3 separate regions of the Homo sapiens genome follow, and regions 1 and 3 are each linked to region 2. The links are chromatin loops, found by intact Hi-C in ENCODE. Cell type or tissue: PC-3. All regions are shown on one strand. Links, peaks and the distances in the headings refer to the core of each region. The heading gives the core; the rest is flanking DNA. Region 1 has its middle 6.8 kb from the start of CYB5B. Region 2 overlaps CYB5B (cytochrome b5 type B). Region 3 has its middle 35 kb from the start of MIR1538.

Region 1 (4,596 bases), core at 857-3,356, 47 kb before region 2:
CCAGCTACTTGGGAGGCTGAGGCAGAAGAATAACTTGAACCCAGGAGTTCGAGGTTGCAGTGAGCTATGACCATGCCACTGCACTCCAGGGCAAGAGAGTGAGACCCTATCTCAAAAAAACAAAAAGAGCTGGGTGCAGTGGCTCATGCCTGTAATCCCAGCACTTTGGGAGGCTGAGGCGGGCGGATCATGAGGTCAAGAGATCGAGACCATCCTGGCCAACATGGTGAAATTCTGTCTCTACTAAAAATACAAAAATTAGCTGGGCATGGTGGGGCATGCCTGTAGTCCCAGCGACTCAGGAGGCTAAGGCTGGAGAATCGCTTGAACCCAGGAGGCAGAGGTTGCAGTGAGCTGAGATCTTGGCATTGCACTCCAGCCTGGGCAACACAGCAAGAACCCATTTAAAAGAAAGAAAAAAAAAAAAGAATAAAAAAAGTAAAAAGAATCCCTTATATTGTAAAGAGCTTCACAATTTTAAAGTCTTTTTACATCCATTTACTCATTGGCTCTGCACCTGACAGGGGTTGCAGCCTTTCAATATTTTTAAATCACTCTCCCTCCTCCCCTTCATGACTTTTCTGCAACACTGAATCCAGACTTCTAACACTATATCTAGGTTTCGTTTGTGATTTTAACAGCTTTATTGAGATATAACTCACATACCATACAATTTACCATTTATCTTGTAAAACTGAATTTTTTTTAGTATAGTCACAGGGTTGTGCAATCATTATTACAATCTAATTTTATTTTATTATTTTTGATACATAATAATTATGCAAATTTATGAGATTCAATTTAATTTTAGAACATATTTATCTTTCCCAAAAGAAAACTCTTACCCATTAGCAGTCACTCCCCATTTCCCCCCAACTCTTTCAGTCCTAGGCAACCACTAAATCTACTTTCTTTTTCTGGAGATGTGCCCCTTTTAGAAATTTCCTATAAATAAAATCATATAGAATGTGATCTTTTGTGACTGGCTTCTTTCACTTAGCATGATGTTTTCACCATGTTTTAGCATGCTATTTTTGTTGCTGAATACTATTCCATTTTAAGGATACAACCATATTTTATTTATCCATGCATTAATTGATGGACATTTAGATTGTTTCCACTTTTTGGCTATTACAAATAATGCTACTATGAATATTTGTGGGCCAGTTTTTTTCTTTCTTTTTGAGTTGGAGTTTTGCTCTGTCACCCAGGCTGGCCAACATGGTGAGGTCAGGAGTTTGAGACCATCCTGGCCAACATGGTGAAATGCCATCTCTACTAAAAATACGAAAATTAGGTGGGTGTGGTGGAGTGTGCCTATAATCCCAGCTACTTGGAGGCTGGGGCGGGAGAATTGTTTGAACCTGGGGGGCCAAGGTTGCAGTGAGCTGAGATTGCGCCACTGCACTCAGCCTTAGCGACAGAGACTCTGTCTCAAAAAAATATATATAATAATAAATTAAAATAATAAAAGAATAAAATGATATTGAGCCTGTAATCCCAGCACTTTGGGAGGCCAAGGCAGGCAGGTCACTTGAGGCAAGGAGTTAGAGATCAGCCTGGCCAACATGGTGAAATCCCGTCTCTACTAAAATTACAAAAATTAGCCGGGCATGGTGGCCTGTGTCTGTAATCCCTGCTACTTGGGAGGCTGAGGCAGGAGAATCACTTGAACCTGGGAGGTGGAGGTTGCAGTGAGCCAAGATCGTGCCACTGCACTCCAACCTGGGTGACAGGGCGAGACTCTGTCTCGGTAAATAAATAAATAAATAAATAAAGATATTGAATGAACTTGAAGAAAAATTTTAAGCGAATAAAGCAACAAATAAAACAATTAAGTTTATCTATAATAAGCTATGCTTTGTATAAAAAGGGAAGGGCTGTGGAAGGGATAAATAAAAGTGAATTGTATTTATTACCTATTAAAAATAAGCTAGCAAACACTGGAAGGAAGAACAGCGACTGTTCTGAAGCCAGGAAAAGCAACCCAGGGTGGAAAGCATTCTTGCCAATGGCTGTTTTGCATCAGCCTATAGTTTCTTTCACTCCTAGAAGCTGGGCTGGGCTGGTGGGGGTTGGACCTCACTGGATAAGACTGACAGGATGGTCTTGGATGAAACTCCAGAAGAGGCCACCTAACGGGCCGGGAAGATCTGGCTGACTTGGGGGTGGGATCTACTCCAGAATGCTGACAACCAAACACCCCTGAGGCTGTCCCCTGGAGGATATAGGTTCCTAACTTTGCAAGGACTTCCTGAAGCTTCCCAAACACTGGATGACTCAAGCCTGGCCTTGGGAAGGGAAAGAGTGTTGGAGTGTGACAGCTTTAGAAGTTTGTCTTCCCTCTGGCAGGAGCAAAGAGTAGGTTGCCAGGGAACATAATATCTTGAGAAGGGCAAGAACAGATTGGAGGGCCACCTCATTGTATTTCATTCCTGGAAGAGGAAAAGGGAACATTCCTTCCCGCTGCCGCCTCAAAAGGGTATGAGAACACAGGGCATGCCCGATGGCTGCAAAAACTGGGACAGCATCCTCGCTTCTTGCTCTGTTCTCAAGGAGCATGCACAGTGTTTGCCTTGACCATTTCCTGTTTATACAAAAGCAATAAAATGAGCTTGCAAGGTAAATAACAACCCTGGTGGAGCAGTGTCTCACACGCTAAGGTACTGTTATCTGAGGTAAATTACAGAATTCACACTGATTGTCATCCAGCCTGGGGAGAGAATTTTCTAACTTGTAAAAACAGCAATAGTAAAATGTTCATGTTAAACTTGTTTTATATGGTAAGTGCCATCTTCCTTGTAAATTTCCTCAAGAACTGGGTTTCATTTTTCAGCATCTAGAAATAATAACCCCCAAAATAGCTAGCATTTACTGGGGACTCTCTGTGATAGGCAGTGTGCTAAGAATTTTGTTTAATTCTCATGTCACCACAATGCTTTACTGTAGCTACCCAGTAAATATTTGTCAAAGAGCTTGAAAAAACTATCAAAGACCTTCAAGAACAGAAAATTACAGACCAATATTCTTCATGAATATAAATGCAAAGATCCTTTTAAAATATTAGCAAATTGAATTCAATAAACAAGATTAGCATCATAACCAAAGTGGGATTTATCTCAGGAATGCAAAGATTGTTAAGTTTTTTTTTTTTTTTTTTTTTTTTGAGATGAAGTCTTGCTCTGTCGCCCAGTCTGGAGCACAGTGGTGCAATCTCGGCTCACTGCAACCTCCGCCTCTCGGGTTCAAGCGATTCTCATGCCTCAGCCTCCCAAGTAGCTGGGACTACAGGTGCGTGCCACCATGCCTGGCTAATTTTTTGTATTTTTAGTAGAGACGGGGTTTCACCGTGTTAGTCAGGATGGTCTCAATCTCCTGACCTCATGATCTGCCCGCCTCGGCCTCCCAAAGTGCTGGGATTACAGGTATGAGCCACCACGCCCGGCCAGATGGTTAAGTTTTTGAAAACCATTCAGTGTAATTCACCATATTAACGGAATAAAGGAGGAAAATAATATGATCATTCTGATAGATGTATAAAACATATTCAACAGGCCAGGCACAGTGGCTTATGCCTGTAATCCTAGCACTTTGGGAGGCTGAGGTGGGTGTATCACATGAGCTCAGGAGTTTGAGACCAGCCTGGGCGACACGGCAAAACCCTGTCTCTACAAAAAATACAAAAATTAGCCGGGTGTGATGGTGGGAGCCTGTGGTCTCAGCTACTTGGGAGGTTGAGGTGGAAGGATTGCTTGCAAGCCCGGGAGGTTGAGACTGCAGTGAGCTGTGATCGTGCCACTGCACTTCAGCCTGGGCCACAGAGCAAAACCCTGTCTCAACAACAACAACAACAACCAAAAAAAAAAAAAAAAAAAAAGAAAAGAAAAGAAAAGAAAAAATATTCAACAGGATTCAACACCCTTTCTTAATAAAAACAAAATAAAAATAAAACAAACTCAGGAAACTAGATCCTCAAGATCCTCAAGCTGATAAAAGACATCTACTGAAAAATTATATTAAATTGTGAAAGACTGAATGCTTTCCTCCTAAGATTAGGAACAAGACAGGGATGCTAACTTCACCATTTCTATTCAACACTGTACTGAAAGTCCTAGCCAGTGCAACAAGGCAAGGAAAAAAGAGGCATACAGATTGGGAAGAAAGGTGGAAGCAAAGCTGTCTCTATTAGCAGACGACATATTTATTACATAGATAATTCTAAGAAATCCATAAAATAATTACAGGAACTATAAGTGAATTTGGCAAGGTATAAGATAGTAAGTCAATGTACAAAATCAATTATATTTATCTAGACTGGCAGCAAACAATTGGAAAATGAAATAATTTCATTTATAGGGGCATTAAAAAACGAAACATTTAGAAATAAATTTAATAAAAGATGCTAAAGATGTCTACATTGAAAACTACAAATTAAACTGAAGTAAATGGTTCATGAAATGTAAGGTTTTTAAGGTGTCTTTTTTCTGTAAATTCATCTATAAGCACTTTTGTAAAATTAAGAAGCTGATTTTTTTTTTTTTCTTCTAGAAACAGGGTCTCACTCTGCCACCCGGGCTGCAGTGCAGTGGCACAATC
Region 2 (2,500 bases), core at 1-2,500:
CTCAGATGTGTGTTCATTGAGAAGTAGGTTACTAGAATTATGTTACTGTGTCTTATTGGTTCAATGATGATTTCTCTGGCATATTAGACTTTTATTTTTTCCCCCATGGAAGCACTTGAGGAAATAAATAGTACACTGGCTGTTTTCTGCCAGCAACTGTGGTGATTTTTCTCCCTGTCCTTTGAGAATTGCTAGTCTGCTTCTGAGCCATTGTCATATCCAGCAGGGAGCAGCTTGGTTCAAGAAGGACCATAGAGGCTGCTCAGCATCTCCTCCCTCCCTCCCAGCTTGCCAGGGATTTGATGAGACAGGAAACTGCCCAGCAAACCAGGGACTGCCCATGTAAACTATTTAAGAAAAAGTTCAACCCAGGTCTTGTATCCTGTGATTTAGCAGTTGAATGAATACAGAATTCATCAAAATAATATTAACCTTGTACTTGCACACTTGGATATATTTGGGAGTAATTTTAGGAGATTTCTGGCTGACTTTTATTATCAGGGATATGGGTTTAGTAAAGCTTTTATCTTTAGAAAAATGTTTGTATGCATTATAAGATGCTACTTTTAAGACAATATTGAAAAAAACTTTGGTTATTATTTAACAAAAGTGGTATGACTTGATGCTTCTCTATTTAAAGGCAAGGAAGGATTGGTATATGATTGCCTGTAATAAATAAATTGCGTGATTATTGGAGTACATTGGGGTAAAAGTAAAGAACAGAGGAGTATTGAGGAGCTTGAAAGGGAACATTCAAACTAAAGCCAAGCCTGAAGATAACTTGAATCAGTTGTAAAAGTGTGTTGGCAATGTCCGAAATTGAATGAAAAACATCTGGCTTATAAGAAATGTTAAAGAACTACCATCTTAAGTAAAATTGGTGTTTTTGTTATTTTTAAGGTAAATGCCAATGCAAAAGGTATGTTTTTCTACTTCACATTGGTTTTCTTTTCCTGTTTACATCTGCACTTGTTTTTTGCTGAGAGCCAGAGGAAAAGATAATTAGACTTTGTCTCTTCCACCCATGAAATCCCCCAGTACCCAGGGCTTCTTCTGAACTACTGCCGATGTGATGTCACTTTGTATCTGGAAAATCACTTTGGGGTCCATTTACTGTTATTTTGTTGCCTACAAAAACAGCCAGGTGAAAGCTAAATCTTGTGTGAGAGTTTGCAGAGGTTTTTCTATACAATAAAGTAGTATAGCACACTAGCCAAATCCATCCAAAAGGACCTTTTTTTTAGGAAGTAGACTTGAATTCACAAAACAGTCTTGACATGGGTAGCTGGTGAAAAACCCTCTGGAGAGCAAGTGGAGCCAGTCCCCATTGGCTGACAGTGCCACCTGGAGCTGGTCTCTGGGGTGTTCGGTTGTTTATTCCTGAGGAAGACTAGCTGCTGCTGCTGCTGCTGCTGCAAACTGTACTGTACACATCATGGCTGCTGGACACGAAGGAGGAGGTGAGAGAAGTTTCATGCTACCGAAATAGAGGGTGTTGGTACCACTGCCCCTGGCCTGAGAGCCAGGGTTTAAACCTGCCTCAGTAGAGTCTAGTTTGAAATGACACCAAAATTCCTCAGCCCCTACTCAGCAATTGGTTTTGGTTTCCAAATGACTTCTGCATTTGTAAAGATAACAGAGTGGTGGGGTCAAAGTTTATCTTGTGTTTAGATCTCTTCAAGACTGCTTAAGCAAAAACAAAAATCCCTTGGAACCTATCGTTTGAGCCTGTAAAGTTGTTTTAGCAGTTGTCATAAATGCATATGTTGTGAAATCAGAACACTGTCGAGTTTATACTCATTTAGCTGCAATGTGGGACAATGAAAAATGCTTTACAGGCCTGGAGTATCATTACTTATGGTATCTCCTGCTTTAAAATCTCAAGCGATATCTATCTGGTTAAATTCCATTTTAGGAGATTGAGATGCAGAACGTTAATGTTCATTACCTCCTCCTACCCCAAGAGAAATGGATTCAGACATGTCTTGTCTCAACAAGAAATTGATTTTTTTTTAAACTATCTTATTCTGTTGCCAAATATCACAGAAGTAATGAGGAGTTTAGTTACATTTGGCTGTTGTGCTCTGAAAGAGCCAGGTTTGGAATTTGTGGGGGTGATCTAGGAAGAAGGTTCCAAAGAAGCAGAGGCATTTGTCAAGTTACCTACCCTATATCCAGCATCCTCCTCATGAGCTTCAGTAGCTGCTCTTTGCCCACGCTTGTATCCTACGTTTGCTATTTGGGCAAACCATTACTTCAGTTATTTAACTTCCCTTTTTTTTTAACTTCACCTTTGACTATGAACAAGTAACGGTAACATTCCTTTTGTGTATTCAATAATGCAGTTAGTTTACCTTTTTCAGAATATTTTGAACAAAGATCTTTGTCTCTTTCTGCTGGAATGCGCACACAGTGAACGTTTGTTAGAACTACACACAATAAAGACACTGTTTTCCTTTTCTTGCCCCGACTACACTTATTATTTTTAATTTAAAAAGGT
Region 3 (4,596 bases), core at 1,118-3,617, 66 kb after region 2:
AGCAATTCTCCTGCCTCAGCCTCTCAAATAGCTGGAATTACAGGCATGCGCCACCATGCCCGGCTAATTTTTGTATTTTTAGTAGAGATGGGGTTTCACCACATTGGTCAGGCTGGTCTCGAATTCCTGGCCTCATGTGACCCACCCACCTCGGCCTCCCAAAGTGCTGGGATTACAGGCGTGAGCCACTGCGCCGGGCCCTTTTGCATCTTGATCATAGTAGTGGCTGTGAGACTGTATACATTTGTGACAACTTGCAGAACTGCCCACTAAAAAGGATACATTTTACTGCATGTACATTATGCATTATTAAACCTGACATTAAAAACGCAAAAGCTGAAAAAAAAACTGGGGCCTAGTTAGTGGCCCCAGAAAGAAAATACCTATAGATTCCTTTTTTTTTTTTTTTTTTTTTTTTTTTTTTTTTGAGACAGAGTTTTGCTCTTCTTGCCCATGCTGGAGTGCAGCAGTGCAATCTCGGCTCACAGCAACCTCTGCCTCCCGGGTTCAAGCAATTCTCCTGTCTCACCCTCCCAAGTAGTTGGGATTACAGGCATGCGCCACCACGCCTGGCTAATTTTGTGTTTTTAGTAGAGACGGGGTTTCTCCATGTTGGTCAGGCTGGTCTCCAACTCCCGACCTCAGGTGATCTGCCCGCCTTGGCCTCCCAAAGTGCTGGGATTACAGATGTGAGCCACTGTGCCCGGCTAGATTCCTTTAAATTCAAGTGTTTATTGCAATGTGTTCTTCCCTGTAGCATTTTTACTTTTGTAAAAAGAGCCTGAAACTTTTGTATAAAAAGAAGGGTGGCTGTGTGTGCATGTGTGCATTTATTGTATATGCATAAAGAAACTCTGGAAAGATACACAAGAAACTAATAACATCAGAGACTGTGGGAGTGGGATAAGAATTAGGGAGAAGGAGGACTTGGTAAGGGAAAGAGAAAGAAAATTGTGTGTGTGTGTGTGTGTGTGTAATGTATATAATTTTTGAACCATGTGAACAGATTACCTATAAAAACATTAAATTACCAAAAAATCAAAAGGTTGAAAAGAAAGGGAAATGCTTAATCCCTAGGTGTGACTCTCCACTGGAGGAATCTGTAGGGGGTGGGATTCTTGTGGCAGCTACATCACATGAGCGTCTGCTTCCTGGGCCTTGGCCCCACCCACCTGGTTTAGTAAACTGGAAGCAAGACTGCGTTCCCGAGCAGATGGCCCAGGGTGGCTCCTGGTCCGGTTCAACAGAGAGTAGCTCTAAGCACACGCCCTTTCTTCCCCAGACATCTCCCCAGTGTGTATTCCAGTGGTAGACATTCCTTTTAGTCTTTCACCCCACAATTGGAATAAGACTTCACATTGCAGGTTTTCACCGAAGGAGTAATGATGGGCCTAAATTCATACTTCGTTGTAAATGTCTGATATCAGATTCTTAGACTCTTTCCCAGAGACCTGTTTTGTAAGAGAGCGATCAGACCTTATGAAGGTCTCAGGCTCCTGAAATCTAGGGCAATGGAGGCTTGGAAGACACAAGTTAATTACTTCCCAGTCTTGGCCGGGCGCGATGGCTCACGCCTGTAATCCCAGCACTTTAGGAGGCCGAGGCGGGTGGATCACGAGGTCAGGAGATGAAGACCATCCTGGCTAACACGTGAAACCCCGTCTGTACTAAACATACAAAAAAATTAGCCGGGCGTGGTGGCGGGCGCCTGTAGTCCCAGCTACTCGGGAGGCTGAGGCAGGAGAATGGCGTGAACCCAGGAAGCAGAGCTTGCAGTGAGCCGAGATCGCGCCACTGCACTCCAGCCTGGGCGACAGAGCAAGACTCCGTCTCAAAAAAAAAAAAAATATATTACTTCCCAGTCCTGTTTGTGGCAGACCTAGATGAAAGTTCTAGGAAACACATGCTTTGGAATCAGCCTGAACTTGAATCTCAGGACCCAGTCTGTTCCTACCTGTGAGCCCTTGGCCAAGTATTTCTCCTCTCTCTGTCTCGTTTTCTCATCTGTGAAATGGGAATGCTAATAACACCTTTGCCGGATGAGTTGACATGAGAGTAAGAGGCGAGCTTGTGGGTGACCGCAGGCAGTGCCATGAATGACCCACTTTAGGTGCTGAGCACCCAGGAGCCCTTCTTAGTGCGATTTGCCTGGGCTGCCTTGAGACCACACATGTGATGCGGGGGTGGGGGGGAAAGGGTAACAGAGAGGAGCAGTGACATGGAACAATCCCAAGAATGAAAGCAGGGCGGCGGGGCTGACTCACCGGATGACTCACTTCCTTGCCCAGGGATGTTCTGAGCATCCACGGAGCTGCTTCTCATAGTTCTCATACCCTTGGTTCCTTCTCTGTGGGGAAGGCAGGAGGAAGATGCCCCTCCTCGCCCAGAGCAGGGATCAGAATGTGGGACCTTCTCCGTCATACCCAGAACCATGGAGACTAGCTGGCACCCCATTTTTTAATTCACAAAATAACAGTCCCCATAAGATGTAATCTTTTTAAGGAAGAATAGTTTTTGCCCCAGGAGTACAGGAGAGATTCTAGACTCCTTTTGCCCTTTTCCAAATTATCACAGGGAGATCTGGACCCCGTAGAATATTTGAAAGTGCAGAAAAATGCAAAGAAGCAGAAAAAATCACCTATAATCCTATCGTTTAAACTTTATCACAGTGATGAGTTTGGTATTTTTCCATTCTATTTTTTTTCTCTGTATTTTTTCATTATATAGTCAAGTTTCTGCAGTCTATATCAGCACTATTCAAAGGAAATATGCAAACCACAGGTGTGAACCATATATGTAATTTAAAATGCTTCAGAAGCCTCATTAAAGAAAAATAAAAACAGGTGAAATTGTGTGTGTGTGTATGTGTGTGTGTGTGTATATATATATATATATATATATATATTTTTTTTTTTTTTTTTTTTTTTTTTTTTTTTTTTTGAGATGGAGTCTCACCCAGGCTGTAGTGTAGTGGCATGATCTTGACTCACTGCAACCTCTGGGTTCAAGCGATTCTTCTGCCTTAACTTCCTGAGTAGCTGGGATGACAGGTGCCTGCCACCATACCTGGCTGAATTTTTATATTTTTAGTAGAGACGGGGTTTCGCCATGTTGGTCAGGCTTGTCTCAAACTCCTGACCTCAGGTGATCCGCCCGCCCTGGTCTCCCACAGTGCTGGGATTACACGCATGAGCCACTGCACAATATATTATATTCAACCAAATATTTCAACAATATCATTTTATCATATAATCAATATAAACATTTAGCAATTTTTATGATTATTAAATTAAAAATGAGATATTTTACATGCTTGCACATCTGAATTCAGAGTTAGCCACATTCAAGTGTTCAGTAGGCACGTGGGGCTGGTGACTACCATGTTGAACAGTGCAAGCCTGTGCAACCCCTTTTTTTTTTTTTTTGAGGCAAGGTCTTACTCTGTCACCCAGGCTGGAGTGCAGTGATATGATTATGGCTCACTGCAGCCTTGACCTTCTAGGCTCAAGTGATCCTCCAGCTTCAGCCTCCCAAGTAGCTGGACTACAGATGTATGCTGCCATACTTGGCTAATTTCTTTTTCATTTTTTTAGAGGTGGGGTCTCACTGTGTTGTCCAGGCTGGTCTCGAACTCTGGCCTCAAGCAATCCTCCTTCCCAAAGTTCTGGGATTACAGGCATGAGCCTTGTCTGGCAAGTTCATGCAATTTCTAACTTGCTTTTGTTTTTGCTTAAATTACATCCTAAGTATTTCTCATATCATAAAATCTCTTTTGAAAAAGATAACTTTTATGAATTTCAATAACATGTATTTATTATCTAATACCAAAGGTAATATATTGGTTCGTGTTTTGGTTTGGTTTTTGTTTCTGGCCATTCAAGAACAATTTATGTTAGCTGTTTGATATAATTACTTCCCGACTATTTTCTCAGCAGACATTCACATTGAACAAAAATTGGATGCATACAATATGTACTGCTTTATAACCACCCTTTTCATTTATTGATATGTTATAAACATACAATGTCAGAGTTACACATGAGCCTGTATCCAGAGCCAAGCAGCCCAAACAACTGTTCTCTTCTCAGCAGTGGGAGGGGTAGCATTTGCATCCCCACTTCTCAAAAGTGGGAACTGAGGCTTAGAAAAGTAAAATGATTTTCATGATTATGAAGTTGAGATTCAACCCAGGTCTTTTGATTTTATCTCCAGAGCCTTTCATTTTTAACATATGGTCTCCTTCTGGAAGGAGGCATGGAAGGGATCCAAGATATGCCAAAGAAGCAATTTACAAATTAACGTTTGGAGTAGCATTCTCAGTAAATTGGGACTGTCTCCACCCATAGTTTTGCCTAACAAGCTTCCCGATCACCCAGGTAAATCCTTTTCCCTCCTGCACTCACGTCTCTGCAAGGCTGCCATCTCCTTGTGGGACACTCCCTCCCCATTCCCACCATGAAACGTAACTCTGTAACTTCCAAGAAAGAATCCTGATGGTCTAAGTCAGAGTTTATCCATCTCAGCGCTATTGATATTTGAGCCACATAATTCTTTGTTTTAGGAGGTGTTCTGTACTTTGTCGGATGTTTACTATCC

The links. A loop is a pair of places that touch in the nucleus more often than their neighbours do. Peaks named below come from ENCODE experiments on the same cell type or tissue, not always from the same donor. Only the 100,000 strongest peaks of a DNase experiment are listed, where the experiment ranks them.
Region 1: a loop joins it to region 2, with 2.6 times the contacts of the local background. A loop is called at or near these places in 5 of 110 quality-filtered maps.
Region 3: it touches region 2 in a loop (2.1-fold over the local background); 5 of 110 quality-filtered maps call a loop at or near these places.

What each region holds. Positions count from the first base shown.
Region 1 is chr16:69,415,505-69,420,100 of GRCh38, forward strand. No RefSeq gene overlaps it. Among named protein-coding and RNA genes, the nearest start is that of CYB5B, 6.8 kb to the right of the region's middle. In PC-3, for the core only: no CTCF peak of the experiment used is centred there; a DNase peak (open chromatin) is centred at 2,287; H3K4me3 peaks cover 1,165 bases; H3K27ac peaks cover 1,689 bases.
Region 2 is chr16:69,463,805-69,466,304 of GRCh38, forward strand. CYB5B (cytochrome b5 type B) reads left to right here. Exons shown (of 5, transcript NM_030579.3): 5 at 1-2,460. Among named protein-coding and RNA genes, the nearest start is that of CYB5B, 40 kb to the left of the region's middle. In PC-3, for the core only: a CTCF peak has its summit at 1,349 (motif pointing left); no DNase peak of the experiment used is centred there; H3K27ac peaks cover 22 bases.
Region 3 is chr16:69,528,582-69,533,177 of GRCh38, forward strand. No RefSeq gene overlaps it. Among named protein-coding and RNA genes, the nearest start is that of MIR1538, 35 kb to the right of the region's middle. RefSeq lists enhancers at 1,045-1,339, 1,327-2,526, 1,796-2,505, 2,085-2,379. In PC-3, for the core only: no CTCF peak of the experiment used is centred there; DNase peaks (open chromatin) are centred at 1,210 and 2,240; H3K4me3 peaks cover 348 bases; H3K27ac peaks cover 1,722 bases.